2 separate regions of the Mus musculus genome follow, and region 1 is linked to region 2. Evidence: chromatin loops called from intact Hi-C (ENCODE). Cell type or tissue: gastrocnemius. All regions are shown on one strand. Links, peaks and the distances in the headings refer to the core of each region. The heading gives the core; the rest is flanking DNA. Region 1 has its middle 51 kb from the start of BC002059. Region 2 overlaps Rgmb (repulsive guidance molecule family member B).

The links. Peaks named below come from ENCODE experiments on the same cell type or tissue, not always from the same donor. Only the 100,000 strongest peaks of a DNase experiment are listed, where the experiment ranks them.
Region 1: a loop joins it to region 2, with 6 times the contacts of the local background. A loop is called at or near these places in 15 of 42 quality-filtered maps.

What each region holds. Positions count from the first base shown.
Region 1 is chr17:16,898,197-16,903,580 of GRCm38, reverse strand. No RefSeq gene overlaps it. Among named protein-coding and RNA genes, the nearest start is that of BC002059, 51 kb to the left of the region's middle. In gastrocnemius, for the core only: a CTCF peak has its summit at 2,636; a DNase peak (open chromatin) is centred at 2,629.
Region 2 is chr17:15,802,410-15,807,793 of GRCm38, reverse strand. Rgmb (repulsive guidance molecule family member B) reads left to right here. Exons shown (of 5, transcript NM_001372257.1): 5 at 1-3,133. The coding sequence ends at 649. Among named protein-coding and RNA genes, the nearest start is that of Rgmb, 26 kb to the left of the region's middle. In gastrocnemius, for the core only: a CTCF peak has its summit at 3,161 (motif pointing left); a DNase peak (open chromatin) is centred at 3,569; H3K4me3 peaks cover 391 bases; H3K27ac peaks cover 2,259 bases.

The DNA of each region.
Region 1 (5,384 bases), core at 75-5,074, 1.1 Mb before region 2:
TTGTATCTTCTATAATATATTTGTACGTAATACAGGGCCCAAACAATATTGCTGCAAGGGGTAATGTTTGAAATTATAGTTTTTGATATGAAAATAATGACACTTCTTAATTCAATTTTATGTTTATAGTGCATATAAACTGGAGCTTGCCTTTCCATTCTATAAAGATTTGTAGCTGAAATTTGTATGACATTTATGTGGCATCATTAAGCCATTGTACTAGGGGAAAAATAACTCTTAAATCGTAAATCATTTTGATGGGAAGTACATAGCTGTTGGGAATTGGTTCTAATGCTGTCTTGATTGGAACTCCAAATTGGGAATCTGCATGTCCAAACATTGAAGGTTACTGTCTCCAACTGGTTTTTTGATTGATCAACACAGAGCCAACAGCCAATGTTGGGCAGAGAGAGAGGCGGGATTTGTAGGTTCCCAGGAGAAGAAGCACAGAGCAGAGAAAAAGGATCTCCACCAGAAGAAGGGTGGACCATGCCTGGAAGGAACAGGAGGGAGTAATGGTCAAAATGTAGGTACAAGAAGGAAAGGGCTCCCCAGAAGGGCTGCCCAGAGCATTTTGGGCAGCAAAGATGGTGGGAACGGAGGCACCCAGAAGGAACCAGGGCAACAAGATAAAATTTAGATTTAAGAGCTGCGCGCGTGTGACTGACTCTCTCTCTCTCTCTCTCTCTCTCTCTCTCTCTCTCTCTGTGTGTGTGTGTGTGTATGTGTTTCATTTGTGAATCCAGAGAGCTCTTGGGCTGGTGCAGCACACAACCCACCAGGAGCCAAAGCGGATTAACTAATTCACAGCTACACAGCACAGGCAGATGTGAGGATTTTAATAATGAAAGACTGGGTCTTGAGGTCTTGTTCACTATTTCAATTCCAGTATTTGGCAGGCTAAGGCAGGAGAAGTGAGGACTGATAGGGGTATATAGTGAATTAGACTAGACTGCACTATGTGGAAAGATCATAACTGAAAACCAGGCCAACAAGCAAGTGAGAGAGCAAGCAAGCACACAGGAGAATTGCGGAGAAACAGAATTCAGTTGCGGGGAAGTCTAGTCTCCCTCAGTAATCTGGGTCACTTGCCCAAGCCAACATCCTAACTTCCTTGATGGCCATAAGGGAAGGAATTCAGATTGGCTGAGTTATAGATAACTTTCAGAAGCAGGAAATATTGAAGCAAAGAATAAACTGTCTAGCCCTTCTCTTGATTTTGCCATTTTAATAATCCTGGTTAAATACATGAGCCATTGAAGGTGGCAGAAACTATAAATGTTTTAGAACAAACACGTTTTTTTCTCTCATACAAATACATCATTAATTTGGAGAAAGTATTGCACTGTGAAGCAAATTAGGTTTTATAACAATTAAATTTTATTAAAGAAACTAATGAAAAATTTTATTCAGAATCAAAGGATAGATCTGGCTATTGTGTAAACATAAAACAATGAGTTATTGGCAATTCAAAGGAATACTTTATAAACTGACAAGATTATTTCATTCTTCCAGTACTGATCAGAACTCCACTTTTCAAAACAAAATAAGTTAGAGCACGTCTGGAAACAAGGCACAGCCTCTGCCTCTTCTTTCTATCACCTTCCAGTCTGTGTCTTTTATTCTGTGTGTATCTAATCTCCTCCTGCCCCTCTCCTGTAGAGACTTTTTTGGTTACGTGTAAACCCATCTGGGATAACTTCACCATCTCAGGGGCTTTAGTCACATCTGCAAAGACTATCTTCATAAAGTAACATTTACAAGGTCTAGAAATTAGGACTTGCTATCACTTGTGAGACATTATTCAATCCACCACGGTTGTTTATTACTATGAGGACTAATAAATTAGTCTACGTGAAATTCTTAGAAACACTATTAGACATTGGATATTGTTGTTGGTTGTGTGACTATTCTTTTGGCCATGGGGATCTACTTCTTGAGGTAAACAGGACTTTCTCCCTTGAAGAACAGGATTCTAAAGAGGCCCATCTGGATGGATATAGTCATCACGTCATTTTGTGTGCTATTACCATGTTTAATGCTCTGCAAAGGCAGCACAGATATTCTCTTTAATGTGGATTATTTCAGTGATTATAGAATTTGTGACCTTGTGCTTTATTGTTTATTTTAAATAATGTAATAATTATGAATATTGGAAGTTATTATAGGATTAAGGATTGGACATTTACCTGTGTTTGTCTCTAAATTGACTTTATATTTATTCAGTTGATTTCAAAGAGTGGTCCTCAACCTTCCGAATGCTGTGACCCTCATGTCGCTCCTCATGCTGTGGTGAACTCTAACCATAACATTAGTTTTGTTGTTACTTCATAGCTGTAATTTTGTTACTGCTATGAATCATGATACAAATAATTTTGGAGAGGTTTGCCAAGGGGGTTGCGAACCACAGTTCAAGAACTAATGATTTAAAGTGTATTTATTTTAAAATGCTATTTATTTCATTCATGTAGGTCTTGAACTTTGATGGGTTCCAAACTGATAGTTATTAGCAGTGACAGTATATTTGTTAATTACGTAAGATGTATTATTTAATTATTAAGCTCTCTTTTCATGACACCCACAGCAAGCCTGCTCTGGTGTAGAAATTGGTTGTAATACCAGAGCTGTCCACTTGGTGGCCACTGCTACTAAATTTCTGATCAATTTTATTGAAAGGTAACATTTCATTATTAGAACCATGTTAAAATTTCTTTTATTTTACAACAATATTGAGTATATTATGTTTGAGTATGTTATGAGTAGTGGCATTATGTATCTTAGTTTATATTCTAGGGAGATAGTTTAGTGACTTTTCATAAATTTTGACTTTTAAAATATTCTAACAAGATTTTTTTTTGTGTGTGTAGCTGGATAATTGGAATGATTTAAATTTCTGAAAAATAGAAAAAATAAAAAATTTGTGTTAATTATTTTTAAATTTTAAACCAAGGAACTTGAGCAAAAAACAAAAATACTTCATCTACTGGTTTGACTTTGGAAATATATAGACACTGAGGAACCTAGAACTTGTATTATTTCTTTTGATTGATCACATTTAATAAGTATGTATCTACAGGGAACTCAAAAATATTTTTTTATGAAAATATACTTTGAAGAGAAAGCATTGTGTTAATCAAATATAAACTCTACAGTTTTCTCAGTCTAGCCCGTATTAAATTAATGAGGGCATTAGACTAAGGGGTTGTAATACCCTGAGATTTTCCTAAGCAAGATGAAACCAGCTCAGAGCAGGAATTGAACTTGTATTCTAGGAATGCGAAGCTGAAGCTGTTATAGCCAGAAACCACAAACTAGCAGCAAACCAGGACAGAAAGTTACATTTCCATTTTAAATACTAATAAATGTTCTTTGTCTCAAGTCTAGGCACCCTGTATGGAAGCTGCCCACCTAGCTCCTTCCATGGCTGCGGCAGCTTGTCTCACTCTCTGCTCCAATTTGTCCATTACAGTTTTAACATGACTAAATTTACCCTCGGACACACTACAAAGGCAAAGATGGTGTCACAGTTCTGCAAGTCATCATGAGCATATGACACATTTTCCCTTGTGTGGTATATATATATATATATATATATATACACACACACATATATATATATCCACACACACATATATATCTTTTGCTCTTGCTTTTTCTCCTTCTCCCTTTTTCCTTTCTTTATTTTTGTTTTTATGTTCTCAAGCCAAGATCTTGTAATGTAGTCCAGGCTGACCTCAAATTTGTGATTTGTGCTTTAGCTTCCCCAGTGTTGGGATAATAGGCATGAGTCACCAAGCCCAGATTTCTGGTATATTTTCCATAATCATACATTATATTTTTAAAGGCTATTTTATATTGCTGTCTTTCCTTTTTCAAAAACAAACGGAAGAATATAAAGATGCGATTTAAACTTAATAACTATGTCTACTTTATACCAAAGTATAAGCTATTGAGAATAAGAATAATTAAGATAATAAAAACAGAGACATTGCCTTCTAGAAAACCCAGAATAAAAGATGTAAGTAAAGTTTGATGCAGTTGAATTTTATTTCTAGAAATGAGCTGAAAAAAAAAATCAGTGATTTTACTGAAGTTTTGCACTGATTTAAATAGTGTAAGAATGTATTAGCCATGAAGGACTCAAACACAGATAGAAGTGAGAGCTGTCGTTTGAAATTTTACTAATTCATATGTGAATTAGTAAATGTAGAATTCAGTTATTTTATATGCTTTAGGATAAAGGTTGGTATATCTATTTTCGAAATGAGAATATTTTGTCTTTGTGAATTTTCTAGGCAGCTAGACTTAAACTTATTCAGTGAGCCATTTCAATGAACAATGCCAACGGCATATCTATCACTCACTCTTCCTCAGGAATTAGGGTAACAATTTTCTTAGCTTTTATAACACACAACTAGAATTCATGACTTGTGTGTGCTCCTGTGTTCCTCCAGAACCAGACTACAGTCTCCATGAAAGTGAATGTCTTTGTGCTTTCCACCATCCAGCATAAAATTTGACACAAAGCCTGTGCCCAGTGAGGACCTAATGAGTCATCAACTGGGATAAGGCACAGGTGTGGCTTTTCCACTTGGGCTTCTGTTTTCTCATTGGTGAATGTAGTTGTTACGTTGGACGATGTCTAGAAGTTATTTCAGGTGCCTCAGCTGCCATTAATGCTTCAAATGGGCACTGTAGCTATTTGCCATATAAGTTAATGTTAGTGTTACAGGTACTAGGGGACTGAAGGCCACTGTGAGTCTCAGTGCAGCCTGTGAAAAGATACTGAATTCCAAGACAGTGTAGGGTACAGAGTAATACCCCACCTCAAAAACCAGAATACGAATGAACTAAAAACTTAGCAAGGTTTGGGTTTTTAGCTCAGCACTTGCCTAGCATGGATAAGCACTACATTTGATTTCCAGCACTGAAAAAAAATTGATAGATACCATCAGTAAGTCTTTGGTGTTTAAACACTAAATTAAAATGCTAGAGAGATGGCTTAGTGGATGAGTGTTTGCTTTTCTCAAAAAGGATTGGGGTTTGGTTACTAGCACTCATTGTACCAGACATCTCACAACCACTGGTAACTGCAGCTTTAAGAGATCCAGTGCCTCTTTCTGGCACTTCACCCATATTCACACACACACACACACACACACACACACACACACACACATTTTGGGAACGAGGAGAGGTAGTTCACATTTCTTGGTTGGAATATTATGGGCAAACACACCCTTGGCTGCTTTTTGAATATGATTATTGTTGTTATCATTTTACAGAGGCAGCAACTGAGGCTCTGAGAAGTTCAGTAACTTGTTTGAGGTGAACAAGAGCAAAACAAAAAAATCAAACATCTGGATGGCTGACCTCAGACAAGT
Region 2 (5,384 bases), core at 260-5,259:
TATCTTCAAAGCACAGCACGAGTGCACGGATCAGAAGGTGTACCAAGCTGTGACAGATGACCTGCCGGCCGCCTTTGTAGATGGCACCACCAGTGGGGGGGACGGTGACGTGAAGAGTCTTCACATCGTGGAGAAGGAGAGTGGCCGCTACGTAGAGATGCATGCCCGCTACATAGGCACCACAGTGTTTGTGCGACAGCTGGGTCGCTACCTAACCCTCGCTATCCGGATGCCCGAAGACTTGGCCATGTCCTATGAGGAAAGCCAGGACTTGCAGCTGTGTGTGAATGGCTGCCCCATGAGTGAATGCATTGATGATGGACAAGGCCAGGTGTCTGCTATCCTGGGGCACAGCCTGCCTCACACCACCTCAGTGCAGGCCTGGCCTGGCTACACACTGGAGACTGCCAGCACCCAATGCCACGAGAAGATGCCGGTGAAGGACATCTATTTCCAATCGTGTGTCTTCGACCTGCTCACCACTGGTGATGCCAACTTTACTGCTGCAGCCCACAGTGCCTTGGAGGATGTGGAAGCGCTGCACCCAAGAAAGGAACGCTGGCACATCTTCCCCAGCAGCTGTGGGGGATGTAGGGATTTGCCTGTTGGTCTTGGACTCACATGCTTGATCCTTATTATGTTTTTGTAGGAGTTGTTTCTTGTCTTTGTTTTGTTTTTTTGTTTTTCTGAGTTTCTTTTTTTTTTGTCTATAACAAAATTTTAAATATATATTGTCATAATATATTGAGTGAAAAAGTATATATGTATATACCATGTATATGACAGATGTTTGTCCTGGAACACCAGATTGTACATTATGTGTTTGGCTGTTTTCACCTATGTTGGTTATAGTGTTGTTTTTTTGATTGTATCAATTTTGTTTTGCTGTTTTGTGAAATGTTTTATAACGTCCCTGCCTAGGGGCCTCTTAGAAAGCACTTTATTTTTTATATATTAAATATTTATGTGTGTACCTGGTTAGTATGTACAGTGCATATACACAGACACCAACCACAGCGATCCATTTGGAGGTGACTAGTTTGTACCGCCTCTGCTTGCTCCCCCTGCACTTCCCATGGCTACTGATTGCTACTGATTTACCAAGGCACTCAGTTCCTGATGGAGCTGTCTCCCTTCCTTTGAAGTGTCAATTTGAGAGGAAAGTTGTCCCCTCACTTGTAAGTACTTTTGATTCTTAAAATGTGGATCTCACTAACGAGCCCTGTTTCTAACAATTCGCTTTTTCAGTACATGGGCACATTAGTGCTACAACTTCAGCCTTCGCTTATGTGCATTTGAGCACATATGGCCTACTAGGGTGACCCTTCTGAAGCTGATGTTTGTTATGTACCAGTCTGGAGGTGGCCATTTCAAGTAAATACCAGGCATCTTGCTGTGCCCCAGCTGGTAACTCTATCTCATCCTCTATCCCGGTGTAAATTGTAGTTTCCCCTCCATTAACTCTTTAAGCAAAACAAAATCAACTCAGAAGAGATCATGCTTTGCCCTCCTTTGTAATTTGTAAAAGTCACATTCTTGACTTTCTCCTTGGCTGCTTGGAGTCCTGACAGTGCTCTCTGGCTCTGCTCCAGCATCTCCTTAACCTCCCCTCTGGATTCCAAGCACTGGCTGTTAGTGTTCCTCTGATACTGAGGTCCAGGAGTACGGCCTGAAGAAGAGAAAATCTGTCTTGGTGTGTATTAGTATGCACTTGCCTGTGGATGCCTATGCGTCCTGATGGTCATAACTAGGCATTTCACTCCCCAAGTCATCGCCGTCTTTTCAACTCTCTGCCAGCTTAGTGAGATCCTCACCAGGTAAAGTCTTCCCATGCCTCCTGCATTGTATTGCTGGTGTCAGCTATAAAGGGGACGTAACAGAAGACAGTGAGGCTAGCAAAGTTAACTCCTGAATAGGTAGCTTTGTATTATTATAACTAACTGTGTTTTGGTTCCAAGAAGTGATACGATTTGTGTTTTAATATTTAAAGTTTTCATTTTCACAAGCAAAAGATAACAAACCTTAAATAACGTTGTTGGGACAAGGCGATGCCTTTTGACATGTCCTGTTGGCCAGTGGGACTGACAGACAAAGGCTGGCAGGAAACGGGGAGTCTTTTGTGAAGATGTGTTTCTTAGAAGTGATATTGCCAATGGGTGGGATTGTGTGTTGATCTAGAGGCGGCAGAGTCTCACCTTGGGGGCAGCTATGAAGGCACCCTGCTTTGTATTCTTAAAGATTGAGCTCCAGAGAGTTAGGACCTAGATCTGTAAAAGACGATCCTTCTAGGAAAGCTGCTTTAGGACTGACCAACCCTGAGCTTTCAAGCATGGCCACTTTGGTTCACCTGTGTAGCCATGTGCCAAGTTCAGAAGTTGTCAATAGCTATTAACTTGTGATTGCGTTGAACAAGGAAGGGAAAATGTTGGATACTTTGAACCACTATTTCTGTGCAAATATAAAAGTAAAAACAATAGACGTTTCTACAAGGTCTGCCTTTAGAGTGTGTGATTGCTACACCTTTTATCCTTTTGAGGAGAACAAAGCCACCGTGTCCACCCAATAGTTTGGAAAAGAAAGTTTCCTTATTTAGCTGTATTGTTTAGCTGGAGAGGGTGCCCTGAGATGTCCTACAGCAGTGGCGTTAGTAATAATGTGTTAGTGTTCTCCTTCAGAATTGGTGTCCCTGTGTGTCCTTTACAGTTCCCACAGATAACTTTTAGAAATCAAGTACTTTTGTAGAGAAGGGCCAGGTTTTCTTTGGGGTTTCTAAGGAACATAAATTGCTTGAACTTGTCCTATGAAGTCCAAAGCCAGAAGAATTTCAGACCATACTGCCAAGCAAATAGGCTATAGCTTTTCACGGGTCTCCTGGGAGAGCTTAAAACTTGGGGCAAAACCCTGATTTTCACAGATCTTCCCATGTCTCTCTTTGGAAATACTCAAAACCACATTGCCCCCTCTGCTGTGCTTGACCCCCCCCCCCATTGTGTCGAATCTTTGCAGAGAAACCTGTAGATGTGGTTCATAGGTATATTGAGTAAGTTTCTGTGTAAAAACAGTGAGTGTGTAGTATGTAAATACGTTAAATTATTATGCTAGAAAAATAAAGGTTCCAGACCATGCTGCCCGATGTTTGTTCTCTGCTTATAGTGACACCTACTGGACGAGCCGAGGAACCTCTGCAGAAGAAAAAAAGGAAGGGAATTCACAAAACCCTAATCGTTTTTGATGGGATGTACTGCCTGCTCCCCTAGCTCACTCTTAAGCAATCTCAAATAAAGCAGTGTCCGACTGGTCCTAAGATCTGTCTTTAAACGAGTACCTTTGCCCCTTGAGGACACTGCACTCCAGGTCTTGTGAAGACCAACTGGAAATCGGCAACTTAACCATACCGAAAATATGTGGGAGGTAGGATTGGTTTTCTTGTCTTTGAAGACTTGCAAACCCTCATTTCTTGGGTGTTTTAAAAGGAGATGTCCTGTGACTATAAGTTATCTGTGTTGAAGAAATAGAGGGTAGAATAATTGGGAGAAGAAACAGGCTCAGGAAAGCGCCACCTGGTGCCAGGCGGGATGCTGAGTGGAGTAAGCCCGGGCAGAGGGACCCAGAGTTCTTGAGTAGAGAGCTTGCTGTGTGTTTTGCAGTTCAGAGCACATAAATGGGAAATTATATGTCAACTGGATCGTGTGAGCTACAGAAGCCAAAGATACAGTTACCGGTGCTGAGTAGCTGTGTGTATAACAGAAGTGTACACACCCAGGTTTTCTCCATAGCAGACATCCAGTTTTCCAGATACCCAGAGAAGATTTCTGTTGTCCTAAACAGCAAGCGAATTTGAGTTTTCTGGAATTCAAGAATCTAAGAATCCTGTATGTTGCCTGATTAATTTCATTTTTTAATGTGTGTGTATGTCGCTATTTTGTTGCCTAGAGTGGACCAAGGTAAGACAGTCTTAGATCATTATAGATTTACCCTGTATTCCTATAACCAAATGTCAATTTCTGTGTGAATCAAGGAGCCGCTCTCCGCCCCACCCCCGCCCCCATCCCCAAGAAGGCAGAAAGGAAGACGTTCAGAATTCTGTTTCTACTTCCCGTTTCTCTTTGTCCTTTAAAGGGAAATTAAATCAATGATGTGGGTTGTTTTTTTTAATTCACTCCCCTTCCTCCAGAGAACCCTTAGTATGCTCTTTCACATTGTCAACTACATAATACAATGCTCCCCCAATGTGCTGTCACCGTATTTGGGGTGGTGGTGTCTGTGTCTTCTCTCTTGTAGCTTGCTTGCAGACTGACAGAGACTGGCACCCAGGGCCAGCAGGACACACTGCAGACATCCAGTTCTCGCTCTGGTTTTATGAGAATGAGGTCAGATCAGCTGAGTAGACTGATTCTGTTATCCAGAACATATTAAGGGAGGCCTAGCAAACTACCATGAGAAGGAAACAAAAACGGGGCAGTGTTTCCTAATTGAAGGTTCTTTTTTCTATGGTCATGAATGAATTTAATGGCTAAGCATGTCTTCCCAACCTCTAATTAATTCTTTATAAGTGATCTAGCTATGATCCATTTATTAAAAAAAAAAATGAAAACAGTCCAAATTTAAAAAAAGAAAAGAAAGGAAAGGAAGGAAAGGAAAGGAAAGGAAAGGAAAGGAAAGGAAAGGAAAGGAAAGGAAAGGAAAGGAAAGGAAAGGAAAGGAAAGGAAAGGAAAGGATTCTGTAACCAAATCAAATAGGTAAGACTAAACCACAAATGTATTGGCAAAGTGCAAATGCACCCGCCATCAATAAGCAATCTATACAGCTGGGACTATTTCAGGATCTGGGAAGGGAGTCCGCTGTTGGCCACACAATCCTGAGGATCCAGGTTCAGATCTAGATGTACTGGCACAGATCAGTGATTTCATTTCCAGAGAAGGAAAGCCAGAAGGATCTCTGAGATCAACTGGAGACCTCCACGTTTAATGAAAGATACTGACTCAAGAATTACGATAGTAGTCCATAAAGGATGACACCCAGTGTTGGCCTCTGCCCGTTACATACGTGAACATCAACAGAATGCTGCATGTACGACACACCAGAAAGAAATTGATGATCGGAATACAAATGACCCCCATAGGCTTATATATTTGAATGTTTACTCCACAGTTGGTGGAACTGCTTAGGAAGGACGAGGAGGCGTGTCACTGGGGGTGGGCTTTGAGGTTTAAAAAGCCCAGGCCTTTCCCAGTCTCTTGCTCCCTCTGCCTCTTGCTTATGTGTCAGGATGTAAGCTCTCAGCTACTGCTCCAGCACCATGTCAGTCTGTCTGTTGCCACATTCTGTCATGATGGTCATGAACTCAACACTCTGGAATTCTAAGCAAGACCCCAGTAAAATC